Linked DNA regions of Homo sapiens: region 1 is linked to region 2. A link is a contact called in ENCODE Hi-C or POLR2A ChIA-PET data. All regions are on one chromosome and are shown on one strand. The core of a region is the stretch at or near the end of the contact, and the rest is flanking DNA. Distances in the headings are between cores, read along the strand shown. Region 1 holds the start of PPM1M (protein phosphatase, Mg2+/Mn2+ dependent 1M). Region 2 holds the start of RBM6 (RNA binding motif protein 6).

Region 1 (4,295 bases), core at 837-3,336, 2.3 Mb after region 2:
CACTGAAGGAACACTCAGGCCACCTTGGAACAGAGAGGATGGGATTGCCATGTGGTTCCACATGGCTCTGAAAATAGACAATGGCTAAGCTGTGCAACAGACTGCCTATGACATTTGGTTGCCCAGAGCTTCTGTGAAAATACTTCAGGACAAGGCTTTCCCCCACCCAGGGGTGGGTTGGGGAATAGAGTGTATGCACTTTGTTTTGTCCAATTTTAGACTTTAAAATCCTCTGAGGCATCAACTGGTGAGGGTGAGGAAGTGGCCCCATAGACTGAATTGGGCCTGCCCCACCCTGGTACCTTTCTGTTCTGTCACAGTGACAATTCACAGCTCAGAGGTCCTTTGGGAAACTTTCTCTGACATCGCCCCTATCCTCTTGCCAGCTGGATGAAGCAGCATCCACCAGAACTGCTACCATCACTGCAGGGGGCTTGGTGGGCAGAGGCCTGGCTTGTCTCCATTAGCACTGCGTTCCTGTGCCCAGTGTGGCCCCAGCAGACACTGTGGGTTCAGTCAATCAGCCCCCAGGCTGGTCTGGGACTGAGTCATCGGAGGGAGTGGGTGTTGGGCACAGGTCCCTGCCCTAAGAACCTTCCTTCTTGGGCCCGAGGAACTCCCACTGGGGCAGGACTAGCTGCTGGGAGGAAGTAGGGCTTACTGAGCGTCTACCTGGGCTAGGGAGTGGAGGTGAAGGTGGACTCCTCATACAGCTCATATGCAGGCACTGGGCTGTGGAGCCTTAGCCGCTTTTAATTGGCAAGCCCTGGCTTCCTGGAGGAGGAAAGGGGAAGAGAAGTGCCCTGGGGGCGAGGATTGAGTCAGCTGCATTGTCATAATGGAAATAGTACAGCCCTGGGTGTCCAAGACTTCCCCTCCATGGGCCTCAGAATCGTCCATATGATGTAACACTCTTTTTTTTGAGACTGAGTCTCGCTCTGTTGCCCTGGCTGGAGTGCAGTGGCTCCATCTCGGCTCACTGCAACTTCTGCCTCCTGGGTTCAACCGATTCTTGTGCCCCAGCCTTCTGAGTAACTGGGATTACAGGCGCACACCACCACGCTTGGCTAATTTTTAGTACAGACGGGGTTTCACCATGTTGGCCAGGCTGGTCTCGAACTCCTGACCTCAAGTGATCCGCCCGCCTCGGCCTCCCAAAGCACTGGGATTACAGGCGTGAGCCACTGCCTCCGGCCAAAGTAACACTTTTGCACAGGGAGTTGGACTTGAGTGACAAATGGGTGACAAAGTGCTTTGTTAACTCGCAGATGTGAAGGGGACACTGCGGCTGACCGCCTGGTGACAGCTAGCCAGTGGTTGAGAGACCGCAAGATGGTTCCTCGTCTTTCACTTCCCTCCGTCCCAGGTCTGAACTCGGACCAGCTGGAGCCTTTGGGGGACCACGGATTCCCCTTTACACTCACACAGATTTCTCTTGTCCGTCACTCACTCACAGTCCAGTAAGGATCCTGCTGTCTATTCCGCGAAGACATCTTGAATGCAGGGACAGCCATTTGGAAGACTGTCCTCGAGGGTGGCAGCAGCCTCTCAGGACGGGGAAAGCCAAGGTGCCCACTAAGCCCGTCTGGGGTGGAGGGTGGCAGGCCGGGGTGGAGAGGATTGGAGGCCGCCTGAAGGAACCTGTGCTCGGTGGCATTTACTCAATGTGGGGGTCTGACACCTCCCAGCTCATTTTGTCCCCATCTTCCCCTTGCGTCAGGTCCCCACCCAGCAGGAGGAGGTCCGAGGATCTGCGCGACGCTGGCCCCGCGGAGTGTGGGGGACTTTTCCTCTCAACCACCAGTGCCCCGCAAGCGTGGGTGAACAGTCCTCCCTGGCTACTGTGGGACGCTGGGCAGGCGACTTCGCCTCTCTAGGCCTCGGTTTTCCTGCTTGTCAAATGGGGCTGATGCCGGCGTGGGCTTCTTCAGGCGGTCGCGAGCGTTGACCCCTGGAGTCAGCGAACCAGCCGCGCACGCACTCCCGGGCGGAGGTCGGGGCTGGGGGGCGACGCCTCCCGTCTGCGCGCCCCCGGCCCCGCCTCCCGCCGGCGCACCCCTCCCTCGGCTCCGCCCGCGGCCCGCTTCTTCCTCCCGCGGGCGGCCCAGCCCTAGCGCCCCGCGCTCCGCGGGCAGCCCCCTGCCGCCGCGCCATGTCCGCCGGCTGGTTCCGGCGCCGCTTCCTGCCTGGGGAGCCGCTCCCCGCGCCGCGGCCGCCTGGGCCGCATGCCAGCCCCGTGCCCTACCGACGGCCCCGCTTCCTTCGCGGCTCCAGCTCCAGCCCCGGGGCGGCCGACGCCTCGCGCCGCCCAGACTCCCGGCCCGTGCGCAGCCCCGCACGAGGACGCACGCTACCCTGGAATGCAGGCTACGCCGAGTGAGTGCCCCTCCCCGACCCCCAGCTCAGGCCCGGGCCTGAACCCGCTTCGGGTCCTGCGCCCGCCTAGAAAGCGGGAGGAGCTGAGTGACAGTCCCCACCCACCTGTGGACAGCCCCTTCTTGCCCTCACCTCCGAATCCTGACAACTTCCCGGTCATCCCGACCCAGCGTTTTCCTTGGGATTCCGACCTCCCCCTCAGAGAAGACAGGAGGTCGGGAAGGACCTGCAGCCCAGGGGCTTCCAAGATGAGGCCCAGAGACTCGGTAGAGTTCCAGCATTCGGGGCTTTGGAGATTTCCCCTCGCCCTCTACCCCCACCATCTCACCCTGGGTATGACCTGCGCTGTATGGGACAGGGCTTTGGGCTGCGACAGGACAGGGGCAGGAATGGCAACCTACCCTTACCGTCTAGCCCTGGGTCACCAGGTAGGCTCCAGAGGAGCTGGGCCCTGACTTTTACCTTAGCCATGAGGCCAGTGAAGTTAGGAAGCTTACATCGTGGTTGTCTAAGTGTGTGTTAGGGACAGCACTGGGGAGCTGTTGCCCCAGAGGGAGGGGTCTTCTCCCTGTGCTGGCTTGGGTCCCTGTGCCCATGGGGACATAGGTGTGTCCCTGGAGGGTCGCTTACCATTTCCCGGCCTCAGGATTATCAATGCAGAGAAATCTGAATTCAATGAGGATCAAGCCGCCTGTGGGAAGCTGTGCATCCGGAGATGTGAGTTTGGGGCTGAAGAAGAGTGGCTGACCCTGTGCCCAGAGGAGGTGAGTGCAGTCTGAGTTCTTGGCTGGAATCCCTCCGACAGGCTGGGGCCACGACCTGCAGGCTGAGGTTCTTACCCTGCTGCCCCAGGTCCTAGTTAGGTTGCGTCAGGGGACAAGTGGGGAAGTCAGGCAGAGGCTGACACTGAGCCCTTCCTGTGCAGTTCCTGACAGGCCATTACTGGGCACTGTTCGATGGGCACGGCGGTCCTGCAGCAGCCATCTTGGCTGCCAACACCCTGCACTCCTGCTTGCGCCGGCAGCTGGAGGCCGTGGTGGAAGGCTTGGTGGCCACTCAGCCCCCCATGCACCTCAATGGCCGCTGCATCTGCCCCAGTGACCCTCAGTTTGTGGAGGAAAAGGGCATCAGGGCAGAAGACTTGGTGATCGGGGCATTGGAGAGTGCCTTTCAGGAATGTGTGAGTGTGTGGCTTTTGGCTGGGGAAGAAGTGGAGATTTTGCCCCGGGGATCTCAGGAAATGGCATCTCTGTATACCCATGGTCATCACACCAGATCCTTGGATTGGGAGGATGAGATTGGGTTGGTTGGATTGTTACTAACAGCCATCACTATCAGCATAACCCCTCTCATTTATCCAGCACCTACTGTGTGCTAACTGCTTTTACCTGCATCATCTAATTGAATACCCTATTGGTCCTTGGTGCAGGGGCTGGTTTCTCTTCCTATTTTGAGTAGCACTTCCCTTGTCTAGATCTCCTGACTGCAGGGATCTTGGAGGTATGGCTGGACTTTGGGCTGGGACTGTCAGGCCTGCTGGTAGAAGTGAACTGTAGGGTAGGGTGGGGATTGAGAGACAAAGTAGTATGGTGGCAGAACAGGCAGCAGCTAAGGTGGCCTCGGTTTTCCCCAGGATGAGGTGATCGGGCGGGAGCTGGAGGCCTCAGGCCAGATGGGCGGCTGCACAGCCCTGGTGGCTGTGTCCCTGCAGGGAAAGCTGTACATGGCCAATGCTGGGGATAGCAGGTGAGTCACCCCTTGGAGGGTGGGCAAGGGTGGGATGGGGAGGGCATAAGCAGCAATGGGGACAAGCAAAGGTGGCTGGAAGTGGAGGGATAGTAGGAAGGATTGACTGGCTGAATTGTGTGTGTACTTGTTATGTGTCGAGTGTGGACAGTGGCTGCCGGGGAGGGCAGGGA
Region 2 (4,174 bases), core at 1,553-4,052:
GGTGGCTTTTCCTTTATGGGTTGAACCTTTAACACAGATGAAGTTTTTTTTTTTGTTTTGTTTGTTTTTGAGATGGAGTCTTGCTCTGTCCCCCAGGCTGGAGTGCACTGGTGTGATCTCACCTCACTGCAACCTCCACCTCCCGGGTTCAAGCGATTCTCCTGCCTCAGCCACCCGACCAGCTGGGGATTACAGGCGCCTGCCACCGTGCCTGGCTAATTTTTGTATTTTTAGTAGAGACGAGGTTTCACCATGGTGGTCAGGCTGGTCTTGAACTCCTGACCTCAGGTGACCCGCCCACTTTGGCCTCCCAAAATGCTGGGATTACAGGCATGAGCCTGTCTGCTATTCTTGAGCAGGGAATACATAATTTGGAAACTCATCAGAAGGAAAAGGGGCTGAGTGGAGGGGAAGGAAATTGCTTTAGTTCAGGAGTTCGAGACCAGCCTGGGCAACATAGTGAGACCTTGTCTCTAAAAAAAAGAAAGAAAGAAAGAAAAAGAATAGATTATGAGCAAATGCATGGAGATAAAGGAAAAGGGGATGAGCCTCCATGACATATTGATTCTCTAATCCAAGTTTTTCTGTTGTACCTATTGTCAGGTTTCAGGTAGAAGGGCTGGGAGGGCCAGGAGCCAGGGCCTTCTGTGGGTGCACGGCCATCAGCCCCTTTTCTTTCTTTCTTTTTTTTCAGACGGAGTCTTGCTCTGTCGCCCAGGCTGGTGTGCAGTGGCGCAAATCTCGGCTCACTGCAAGCTCCGCCTCCCGGGTTCATGCCACTCTCCTGCCTCAGCCTCCCCAGTAGCTGGGACTACAGGCGGCTGCCGCCACGCTCGGCTAATTTTTTGTATTTTTAGTAGAGACAGGGTTTCACCGTGTTAGCCAGGATGGTCTCGATCTCCTGACTTCGTGATCCGCCCGCCGCGGCCTCCCAAAGTGCTGGGATTACAAGCGTGAGCCACTGCGCCCAACCTCTTTCTTTTTCTTTTTTGAGACGGAGTCTTGCTCTGTTGTGAGGCTGGAGTGCAGTGGCGCGATCTCGGCTCACGGCAACATCCGCCTCCCGGGTTCAAGCAATTCTCTGCCTCAGCCTCCTGAGTAGCTGAGATTACAGGCATGCGCCACCACGCCCGGGTAATTTTTGTATTTTTAGTAGAGACGGGGTTTCACCATCTTGGCCAGACTGGTCTTGAACTCCTGACCTCGTGATCCACCCGCCTCGGCCTCCCAAAGTGCTAGGATTACAAGCGTGAGGCACTGCGCCCGGCCTCTTTCTTTCTTTCCTTTTTTCTGAGACGGAGTCTTGCTCTATTGTCCAGGCTGGAGTGCAGTGACACAGTCTAGGCTCACTGCAATCTCTGCCTCCCGGGTTTAAGTGATTCTCCTGCCTCAGCCTCCCGAGTAGCTGGGATTACAGGCGCCTGCCACCAAGCCCGGGTAATTTTTTTTTTTTTTTGCGACAGTCTCCCTCTGTCGCCTAGGCTGGAGTGCAGTGGCGCTATCTCGACTCACTGCAAGCTCCGCCTCCCGGGTTCACGTCATTCTCCTGCCTCAGCCTCCTGAGTAGCTGGGACTACAGGTGCCCGCCACCACGCTCCACTAATTTTTTGTGTTTTTAGTAGAGACAGGGTTTCATCGTGTTAGCCAGGATGGTCTTGATCTCCTGACCTCGTGATCCACCCGCCTCGGCCTCCCACAGTGCTGGGATTACAGTCGTGAGCCACTGCGCCCAACTTCTTTCTTTCTTTCTTTCTTTTGAGACGGAGTCTTGCGCTGTTGCCAGGCAACAGTGCAGTGGCGCGATCTCGGCTCACTGCAACCTGTGCTTCCCGGGTTCAAGCAATTCTCTGCCTCAGCCTCCTGAGTAGCTGGGATTACAGGCATGCGCCACCACGCCTGGCTACTTTTTGTATTTTTAGTAGCGATGGGGTTTCACTATCTTGGCCAGGCTGGTCTTGAACTCCTGACCTCGTGATCCACCCACCTCGGCCTCCCAAAGTGCTAGGATTACAAGCATGAGCCACTGCGCCCGGCCTTTTTCTTTCTTTCTTTTTTTCTGAGGTGGAGTCTTGCTCTATTGTCCAGGCTGGAGTGCAGTGGCACAGTGTCGGCTCACTGCAACCTCTGCCTCTGCCTCCCGGGTTTAAGTGATTCTCCTGCCTCAGCCTCCCGAGTAGCTGGGATTACAGGCACCTGCCACCAAGCCCGGGTAATTTTTGTATTTTTGGTAGAGATGGGGTTTCACCATGTTGGCCAGGCTGGTCTAGAACTCCTGACCTCAGGTGGTCCACTCGCCGCGGCCTACCAAAGTGCTGGGATTACAGGCGTGAGCCACCGCGCCCCGCCAACCAGCTGGAGATGGCTTAAACTTACTCCCGAAGAAGCTCCCTTCCATTTCTCTCACACTAACGGACAATAAGGAGGCCTCGAGCTAGGCAGGCCAGGGCCGTACCCGAGCTGCTGGCAGGGAGCAAACCTCAGGAAAGTCAAGCCACCAAAAAACTGTAAGCCTCAATCAACTGAGAGGAAAGCACAAGAGGACCAGGTGTCACAGGGCAGAGGCCAAACCACAACTCCCAGCAGGTCACGCGGAGTAGGGCGGGTAAGCGCGCCTTCTTATTGGATGGCGATGGACAGCGTGCTCTTACGACCCACCCCAGAAGGCAAGTCCCCTGCGCGCGGGGCACGGCGGGAGTAAGAGTCTGCGGGACCGGCAGCTGTACTTCATCTCCCAGCGGGCCGAGCGCTGAAGGCAGCGGCGCGGCGCCTTTGTGGTAGCAGTGGCCCCGCGCGGAGGAAGTTCCGGTGTCCGCGGCGCTGGGTCGGTGGCGGAGGCTGAGGAGAAGGAGGAGCGGGCCGTGGAGGCTTCGCCGCCTAGGTAAGGGCCCGGGACTGGAGGGGAGGCGTGCCAGAGCCTGCCAGGGAATAGCCAGCAGACAGGCCCGCTCTAGACATCGCAGGCCCGCGCAGCCTGAAAGCTGTGGCTTCAGTGTCGCGGGGCGGCTGCGGCCTCGCTCGGGAAGAAGACCAAGCAACGGTGAGATGAGGGAGGCGCCGCCCGTGGCAGGAACGCCCCGGAACCGTCGCGGGCCTGGGGCGGGGCCCGGCGCGGCAGTAGATTACCGGTCCCGCCGCGGAGCGGCCAGCTGTGAGGCTGGGGCCGGCGCGTGGTTGCGGCTCTGTGCTCCTACTCTTCGGAGCTGTAAGCGGGCTGTTCTTGCGGTTTTCCTGTTTCAGATCCAATTCTGTGGCATCACTAGGAAGGGAGCTCTTGTGCTTAGCACGTAGCCTCGTCCTCAGACTTGGACAGACACAAGGGAGGCTCCGCTGGACCGGAGGGCACAAGAGCTCCGAGCCCGGTCGTCGGGGCGGTAGAACCTGGAAGCGGGAGAGTGGTCTGGTGGGTTCTGCGCCCGTTAGGCAATGAAGGAGAAGGATGTTTTATCGTATTCACGCTTTAGATTCCATTAGCGGTGTAAATAGATGTTTTTCTCTTTATTTTAGAATTGACGTTAGGCGAATGGGTTCAACTTTGGGAATGCCTTTTTTTTTTTTTTTTTTTTGAAGGAAGGGCCCTGTTTCGTAGGGTACATAAACCGTGAGCGTAATTGTATTTTTTGCATATTCCAGGTTTGCTTGTGAAGGTCAGAGTAGCCGGATTTAAGTGAAGGAGTTCAGTAGACATGCAGACATGGTCACCTGGTTCATTTTCTGAACCCTGGATTGTGCCCTCGGCTTGCTAGTTTCCACCTTCCTATTGAGAAATGCCACCAGCGTGAATGATTTAAATATGTCACCATTACTGAATTTGTGAGGTCTCTAACGAGAGGTGTCAAGAGCTGGTGCGTGATGGTAGGACTGGCAGTGAAGAAAGTAACTAAATAATATGTTACCATTTTGGTGAAACACAAAAGTTGAATTTGAACCTTGTCTCAGAAACTAGCATCTAACTAGATACCTAACCTGCAGGACAGGTCCCAGGTCTCTCTGGATAGTTGTAGCACCTTTCCTTATAGAATTCTATTACCAGGCCGAGCCTGGTGGCTCACACCTGTAATCCCAGCACTTTGGGAGGCTGAGGTGGGGAGTTCGAGACCAGCCTGACTAACATGGAGAAACCGCGTCTCTACTAAAAGTACAAAATTAGCCGGGCATGGTGGCACATGCCTGTAAT

The links. Hi-C counts contacts between places; a loop is a spot of excess contacts on that map. ChIA-PET counts read pairs that join two places held with the same protein, here RNA polymerase II (POLR2A). Pooled maps may share reads with other maps.
Region 1: a loop to region 2 is called in a pooled map, with 4 times the contacts of the local background. The contact joins the promoter of PPM1M here to the promoter of RBM6 in region 2. A Hi-C loop is called at or near these places in 2 of 50 pooled maps. POLR2A ChIA-PET finds 5 or more read pairs at or near these places in 2 of 52 experiments (activated B cell and naive thymus-derived CD8-positive, alpha-beta T cell).

Annotation. Positions count from the first base shown.
Region 1 is chr3:52,243,673-52,247,967 of GRCh38, forward strand. It overlaps PPM1M (protein phosphatase, Mg2+/Mn2+ dependent 1M), which reads left to right and starts at 2,087. Exons shown (of 10, transcript NM_144641.4): 1 at 2,087-2,376; 2 at 3,023-3,140; 3 at 3,302-3,556; 4 at 4,010-4,122. The coding sequence starts at 2,153. RefSeq lists silencers at 1,961-2,330, 2,371-2,430.
Region 2 is chr3:49,937,348-49,941,521 of GRCh38, forward strand. It overlaps RBM6 (RNA binding motif protein 6), which reads left to right and starts at 2,803. Exons shown (of 21, transcript NM_005777.3): 1 at 2,803-2,878. RefSeq lists enhancers at 2,433-2,955, 2,664-2,723, 2,754-2,803, 2,834-2,893, 2,956-3,477 and a silencer at 3,034-3,233.